3 separate regions of the Homo sapiens genome follow, and all the other regions are linked to region 3. A link is an interaction called in ENCODE POLR2A ChIA-PET data of the cell type or tissue named here. Cell type or tissue: GM12878. All regions are shown on one strand.

Region 1 (2,500 bases), 370 kb before region 3:
AATTATACTATCACCCCGACTATAAGTTCTATGTGCAAGGGATAGAAATGTGTGCTTCGGAACATGCAGACTCAGATTTGCAGTGTGAAAAAAACGTATGTTTTCTACGTTAGTAGCTAGTTTCATCTTTGCTTCTGAGGCTTTCCTGTTTGAGGAGAGCATGCGACCCATGAGACTATTGTTCCTGTTTCTCATCAAATTGGAAGGATTGCTTCCCTGATTAACTCTTAGGTGATTGTATCTGGGCTACTGACAGGCTTCCACTGTGGCCACAGACAGTCACAGGTAACTTACAGCAAATACCACATTGAAACCACACTTAGGGAAATAACTCCTAAAAACAACTGTCCACTCACCATGGAAGGCAGAAACACCCTTCAGCGATATGGTGATCCCAGCATCTAAAATACCCAAGAGAGATGGCAAATCATAAGGTTGATTTCTGCAGCTTTGTTAAGGTGACTCCTTTCCTTTTGCCATTTCTGTGGAAAACTTTTTTTCTCCCCGCAAGCGTGTTTCATTCTAGATAACTTGGACACATCTCTCATGGTAGAATGCCTTTGTCTTCCTAGGATGAAGATGATACTATCAAATTCCTAATCAGGAAAAAAGCTTTCTGCTGTGTTCCCAGCAAAGGAAAAATGTTTCCTCACTCTCAATTCTGGTAATTTCCTTGGTTCCCTTGTAATGAAGAACACGTAAGTGTTATCCCCAGGAAATCAAGGTACAAGTGTATGGAAATTTTACAAATCATTTTTTTCAGGTATGGGTTAGGCAATATCAGTATTTTACTATATTCTGAATTTCTCCAATTTACAGTATATTGCAATTGTTTGCTCACTTGTCTATATTCTACACTAGAATGTGAGCTTCACAAAGCTGGGGACCATATTGATCTTGTTCATCGTGGTATGTATTTCCAGTCTATGACACAACATCTGGCACACAGTAAATGGGTTTTCAAAAAATATTTGATGAAGATATGAATACAGAATGAATAGCCAAGGACAGGACAACCCTGGTGCAGGAGGTCAGCAAATCTACCACCTTGACTCCAACGATATAGTTAAATAACAGGACTTCTCTCTCTTATAGCACAAAGGCTTAGAATCTCTCTGCAGTCCTGCATCTACATTAATGTATAAGTATCATTCTGTACATTTTTCTGAATTTGAGGCATAGTCAACTACCTACATGGTTGAATGTGAAAGCCCTTTATAAAGTAGTATCAGTTACAGTATGTAAAAATGTTTGGAAAACACCATCCAAAAATATCTCCCCCCGTGAGCTTTCCCATGAAGTTTCATCAGGAGGAGCAGTGGAGGAGAGGCTGACTGCATCGTGACCTTGGCTGTGATCACCTGCTTGGCTGAGCATTCTGACAACCTCTAAGATCTATGCATCATCAAAGCCTTTGGGGCCCAGAGGCACAGCTGCAGCTCTTCCTCTTCTTTAGGTTACCTTCAATGTGCTTCAGACCGTTTGCTTACATTATCTGCTTTGTTGCTAAGGAAACATCGTAAGAAAACTACTGAATCACACCAAGTTAACAAACCAGATTCACTGAGGAGAAATGAATGAGATAAGAGGAGGGGGATGATTTTGAGAGATATTCTCTGAACTCCTGAGGCCACAGTTTTTAAATCTATAAAAGAGGATGTATATACTGCTTACACATGGAGTTATAAGAATAAGCTGAGGTTAAATATGGGCAAAAACGATCTGTAAGCTGGCTGTTTCTCCTACTTGACTTTTCTGCAGTTTATTCTTGCATTTCAACATGGTGGTTTTGGTTTGGGATGGGTTCAGATAGCCTCCAAGAAGCAAGCTAGACAAATCTCTATACCCTTAGGCTACGTGTCAGGAATTTGAGGTATCTGTCTCTTTCACAATGCCTTCTCTGGCTCTCTGGTCTACCCAACCTCTCCCTTGTTATAATGCCGTGGCCCTTCTGATTTATTTCATCATTTGAACTGTATGCCTTAAAATATGCCCAATGATACCCCTGAAAATATGTAATTCTCAACTTGAACTGAAAAAATTCACCCTGTTGAAAGGAATCTCTGGGTCTCCAGCCCCTAACGCGGGCATTGGTGTTAGAAAATAACAACAGTGCTTGTTTTTTAATTGCTCCTCTTTCAAAATCTCCTCCTGAAACCATGTGAAAAGCACAGATAACTTTACAGGCCACAGAAAAACTGACCTTGTCAGCCCTTAGGATTCTTGGATCCTGGAACATTAGTTCCATATTTTAATTATTCCTTTCCTTAGAGAGAATTCTTTAGGGCTGGACATTTGAAAGGTCTGTTCAAAAAGAATTAATGAGGTGGTCTTTGTTTAACAACATCAGGGCAATCACAATGGTGTCTCCACAAACTTTCTAAAAATTGTCGTAACATGGGGCATGTGGTCACTTCAGAAATAGACACCTATAGCTTAAAATAAAATGGCTAGGGTGGAGGTTGAGCACAAAGGTACCTGAGATAGACAAACAAAATGA
Region 2 (2,500 bases), 380 kb before region 3:
CAAGTGTTAGTGCATAGTACAAGACAAGGTGTTTATTATGATGATGACACTGTTTCTTGAGGATGAGAGGCAAGAGTAATGTTGGCCTAAGAAGGCAGAACGTTATGTAAAACAGTTCTTAAGAATGCCATTCAGAAGGCCAAATTTTAGCTCACTGGAAGTCTCATAAATGGAGATCTTCCTCACAGAGCATCCTGAATAAAGTGTGTCTGTGGGTCAGGCAGACACTATATGTGTGTGGAGTGAAGAGATTGTGCCCCAGTTACAGGAATTAAAAAAAAAAAAAAAAAAGCCAGGCGCGGTGGCTCACGCTTGTAATCCCAGCACTTTGGGAGGCCGAGGCAGTTGGATCACCTGAGGTCAGGAGTTCGAGACAAGCCTGGCCAACATGGTGAAACCCCATCTCTACTAAAAATACAAAAATTAGCCGGGCATGGTGGCAGGTGCTTATAATCCCAGCTACTCGGGAGACTGAGGCAGGAGAATCACTTGAACCTGGGAGGCAGAGGTTGCGGTGAGCCGAGATCGCATCATTGCACTCCAGCCTGGGTGACAAGAGTGAAACTCCATTTCAAAAGAAAAAAAAACCCAGAAACCTTCAGCCTCCTCCCATGTGAAGAGGCCTGCGATGCCTGTGGGGGCTGCTGCTGTGGTGTGGTTGGTCTTGATTTTCTTAGGCCCCTTGCAAAAATTGTTACTGGCTCTTTCCAAATGGAGGCCAGGGAGATGGGCAGAGGTCTGAGGAAAGGTTTAAGAGGCTTCCAAGGCTGAGAGGTTCAAATAGTACAGGATAAAGGGCAGGCTGCTTGTGAGACCTGAGGAGGGCTCCCAGAAGACCCTGAGCTTGGCCAAAGAGACTCAGCTGTTTCCCCAGGGCTTGGTGCTCCAGCAGGTGCTGGGAAGGCAGCTGTGAGTGGAACAAAGTCTCTGCTCTTCTGGAAATTGCATTCTTTCTCTCAGACATTTCTTCTGACGGGACATGCTGAGAAAATGTGGGGTTTTCTGTGACCCCATGTCCCACTTTCCAGAGCATGAATGTGCAATATTTGAGCCATTTTATGTTTTCAGAATGTGAGTGTCACTGCCCTCTCAAAGGGAAGGGTGCACAGAGAAGCAGTTGGGAAGTGAGGAAAGAAGAAGAGGGACTCATCGCAGGCATGCAGGCAGATGGGGGATGAGCTCAGAGGCAAACTCTAGAGAAAGGGAAAATGTGTCAGGGAGAGGCCCAGGGCCCTGGGAGGGACCAAGAGGGATGGAATGAGTTCTTACGCCAGTTTCTACGTGCTCATGAGCTGTGGGCTTGGGGGATTACCATCCCCGCCCTGTGATTACCCAGGCAACTAGTTTCCCACAATGGTAATGTTCTTAGTCTTCAAAGAGCAAAGATTCTTAAAATTGTTTGGTTTGTGTGCTCCTTAGAGAATTTGAAGACAGCTGTGTACCTTCTCCCCAGGAAAAAAAAATGTACCTACTTCTCCCCACAACACAAAATTGTACAGACAATTTCAGGGATTCCGAGTATTTCCCTGAGGCCAGCCTATGGTCCATTTGGGGTTTGTATATGTGCGCTTTAGAAGCAGAATCCAAAATTAGATTGTAATTTAGATTCCTGAGGGGTTTTGTGTGTGTTTGCTTCTCATTCTCTAATTTGGAAATACGGCGATTATTTTGACCTGACTGCATGCATATTTGGATGCCTTATAAAAATAAAAACTTAAAATATAATGATAAAGGAATTTTTTAAGTCCATCATCCCTCACCCTTCCCTATCTTTGGTCTTCTTCACCTCCTAGATGAGTGGGGCCCTGGGCTAGGAGGGGGAAGTCTGTTTTACAAAGGTCGAAGAATAGGTCAGCATCATGAGTTATTTTGGACACAGAGGAGGTACTTGGTACTGTTCTCACATGGGAAGGAGTCAGCTAGTAGACTGAGTAGGGAAAAAGGGCAAAACCAGGATTTTTGTGAGAGAGAAGAGGAAAAAGCCCCAGGTAGGGAGAATAGTGAATCTTGTCAGTCCTGTCAGTGGTGGCGAGGCTGGACTCCTGGTCTGTAGACCCCGGCGGGCTCCCCCTGTGTTGTGTCTGCTTGGGGCTTTGCATCTGCACCTGCTGTGCCCTAGGGTTCACACCATTTCTCTCATCAGAATTTCTCACAGTATATTTTACACGTTTTAAAAACGGAAATTTTAGAGTTTATGGTTAGATTATGAAAAGGGACTGGATGTTAAAATGTCCTTAGCACCCAAAAACCACATCATCAAAATTATTTCTCATGCATCCTACCCAAACAAATAAGCAAGAAACAATAAATGTCATTTGCCTTTTGAAATGTATTCAGAGCGGTGTGTGTGTGTTGGACTGAAGACTAAATTTCCTCTGTTAGGAATGTATAAACCTTGCAATTTTATCTAAGATTTTACACTAAAATTCAATGAAATGAAATGAAAACGTAAGCATTTAATAGTGGTTTTAAAAATCAGTAACTTTTGTTCATCTGTGTT
Region 3 (2,500 bases):
CCCTAACCACTGTATTCTCAAAAGAGCCAGAATACAGGTGTCTTTCCCTTACTGAACCAGACTAGGATTGCTTTTTTTAAAAATCACAATAACCAGTAATCAATCAAACAGTTCCAACTGCCTTTATTCTGCATCATATATGGTGTTGGTGATACCCAGACATTAACTGCAGTGTTCCTGCCTGCCTAAAAGTGGAATCCTTGGTTGATCCTCAACTGAACTAGGGTCTAGGGCAGCCTCAGACAAATGGTCCAGGATGACAGGGCAGGCAATGGACAGAGACACTTCCACTTGCAGTCTAGATCTTGCCAGCATGATCTGCCCATGAAGGGAAGATATTGACATTTTTATTACTTCTATCAGGACAGAAACTGTATGCCACACACTGAGGGGCAAGTTTCTCTAATTTTTTAGAGAAACACAAAAAGTAAGCAAGCATACTTTTGTAATAAAGAAGGACCTTAAACAGGAAGTTTGTAGAGAACATTACATTTTTTCCAGCCTTATTATATATGCAGCCTCACTCCTAGGAACAAGGACACGGATCTCACATTGCTTTGAAGTAGGGGGAAAAAATCTTCAAAGGCTATCTTTAAACACTGAAAATGTATTACTGTAAAGAACTCAGCAATTAAGTAAATCACAGGAAATCCCCAAGATATAAGGTATTTAATGTGGTTTTAAGAAATGGAGCCATCAGCTCTGCCTGGGAGAACAAATTTCACCAAATGTTCCTTCTCTTAACCTATAGCTTTAATTTAATGCAACTGCTGCTGCAATCCATTATATCAACTGGTATATATCTGACCAGTACTTCACTCAAGTCTTTCCCTTTTTTTTTTGAGTGCAGTGGTGTGATCTCAGCTCACTGCAACCTCTGCCTCCTGGGTTCAAGCTATTCTCCTGTCTCGGCCTCCCGAGTAGCTGGGACTACAGGCACCTCCCAACACACCCAGCAAATTTTTATATTTTTAGTAGAGACGGGGTTTCACCATGTTGACCAGTCTGGTCTTAAACTCCTGACCTCAGGTGATCTGCCCGTCTTGGCTTCCCAAAGTGCTGAGACTAAAGGCTAGGGCCATGGCTCCCAGCCATATTTCATTTTCTGAATAATTTGATTCACTATATTTTGGGCTAAATATATTGCAAAATATATTGTACTTATTTATTTTATTTTTAACTTTAAAAACTCAACTATTTTAAATAATAATGTTAAAACATAATTCTCATTTAATTACATAGAGGTTGCATGGTGAAAATAATTTAGGAAAAATACCACTAACATTTACTGAGCTTTAAATACGTGCACTTACTATGCGAGGCACTTTACCCATATTATTGCATCTACAGTCTTCACAGCAGCCCCATAATTTAGGTACAATTATTACCTGTATTGTACAAATGAGGAAACTAAAGAGAAGAGAAGAGACTTAATCAATGCCATACAGTAAGTGGCAGAGCCAGTAAATTAACCCAGTTCTAACAGCCAAGTTCACTTTTGCAAATGCTAGGTTGCACATTGGGAGAAATAAAGGTCTTACCCCACCATCAATGTGGTTTAGCACTGAAACTCATTGTTCTTAATTTCATAGAGAGTAGTTTATGTATCCTTCAAATGGGGAAGAAATCTATTTAATAATATTTGACTCCAGTTGTAGCTATGTGACTGTAGGCATCTGATGGAAGGTGGAAAATTCAGTCAACCATCTAAGCACCTAGTTGACTTAATACTAGATACTTACAAACATAAAGATGTTTGAGTAACTAAGGACTTTTTTACTTTGCACTTGGTTGTGTGGCATCCTGGCATCATAGAGACATATTCCAAACTACACAGTTTAAAATTATAGATAGACTTTCCATAGAACCTCAGTGGCCAGATTTTCTAATTTAAAATTGCAGTAGCCAAACTGATAAATGTGTGCTTGTAGGGAATAATAAGACAGAATATTTAAAACCTGAAAAATCACTGGGCATGGTGGCTCATACCTGTAATCCTAGCACTTTGGGAGGCTGAGGCAGGTGGATCACTTGAGGTCAGGAGCTCCAGACCAGCCTGCCCAACATGCATTGCATCCATAGCTTGGCTGACTTTCTTAAAAAACAGGTTGATGGCAAGAAAAGAGAACTGAGTAGATGTTATAAATAGTTAAGTACAAATCTATCACTACTTCTTGCGAAAATGCTCAGGCTGCCACACTGATGATGAATAGATAGCTCGTTCTTCCCAAACTGAGTGCAGTAGAGTGTTGCAGTGCTCAGTTGGGTAGGACAGATGTTGGATAATTGGGGTTATCCAACATCTCTACTAAAAATACAAAAATTAGCTGTGCGTGGTGGAAGGTGCCTGTAATCCCAGCTACTAGGGACGCTGAGGCAGGAGAATAAATTGAACCCGGGAGGAAGAAGAATCGATTGAACCCGGGAGGCAGAGGATGCAGTGAGGCGGGATCACGCCATTGCACTCCAGCCTGGGTGACGAGAGCAAAACTCTTGTCTC

Evidence for each region. ChIA-PET counts read pairs that join two places held together with the same protein. Peaks named below come from ENCODE experiments on the same cell type or tissue, not always from the same donor. Only the 100,000 strongest peaks of a DNase experiment are listed, where the experiment ranks them.
Region 1: POLR2A ChIA-PET joins it to region 3 with 33 read pairs; 4 of 35 experiments call an interaction of 5 or more read pairs at or near these places.
Region 2: POLR2A ChIA-PET joins it to region 3 with 33 read pairs; 5 of 35 experiments call an interaction of 5 or more read pairs at or near these places.

The regions. Positions count from the first base shown.
Region 1 is chr3:112,127,661-112,130,160 of GRCh38, forward strand. It overlaps GCSAM (germinal center associated signaling and motility), which reads right to left. Exons shown (of 6, transcript NM_152785.5): 3 at 357-401. It also overlaps a transcript of C3orf52 not described here. Among named protein-coding and RNA genes, the nearest start is that of GCSAM, 4.3 kb to the right of the region's middle. In GM12878, no CTCF peak of the experiment used is centred here; DNase peaks (open chromatin) are centred at 191 and 1,478; H3K4me3 peaks cover 2,500 bases; H3K27ac peaks cover 2,500 bases.
Region 2 is chr3:112,114,132-112,116,631 of GRCh38, forward strand. All of the region lies in intron 5 of C3orf52 (chromosome 3 open reading frame 52), which reads left to right. Among named protein-coding and RNA genes, the nearest start is that of MIR567, 2.6 kb to the left of the region's middle. RefSeq lists enhancers at 705-964, 985-1,064, 1,075-1,124, 1,355-1,444, 2,001-2,060. In GM12878, no CTCF peak of the experiment used is centred here; a DNase peak (open chromatin) is centred at 1,330; H3K4me3 peaks cover 731 bases; H3K27ac peaks cover 2,500 bases.
Region 3 is chr3:112,495,935-112,498,434 of GRCh38, forward strand. The region is part of intron 1 of BTLA (B and T lymphocyte associated); the gene reads right to left. Among named protein-coding and RNA genes, the nearest start is that of BTLA, 2.3 kb to the right of the region's middle. RefSeq lists an enhancer at 2,002-2,121. In GM12878, no CTCF peak of the experiment used is centred here; no DNase peak of the experiment used is centred here; H3K4me3 peaks cover 2,500 bases; H3K27ac peaks cover 2,500 bases.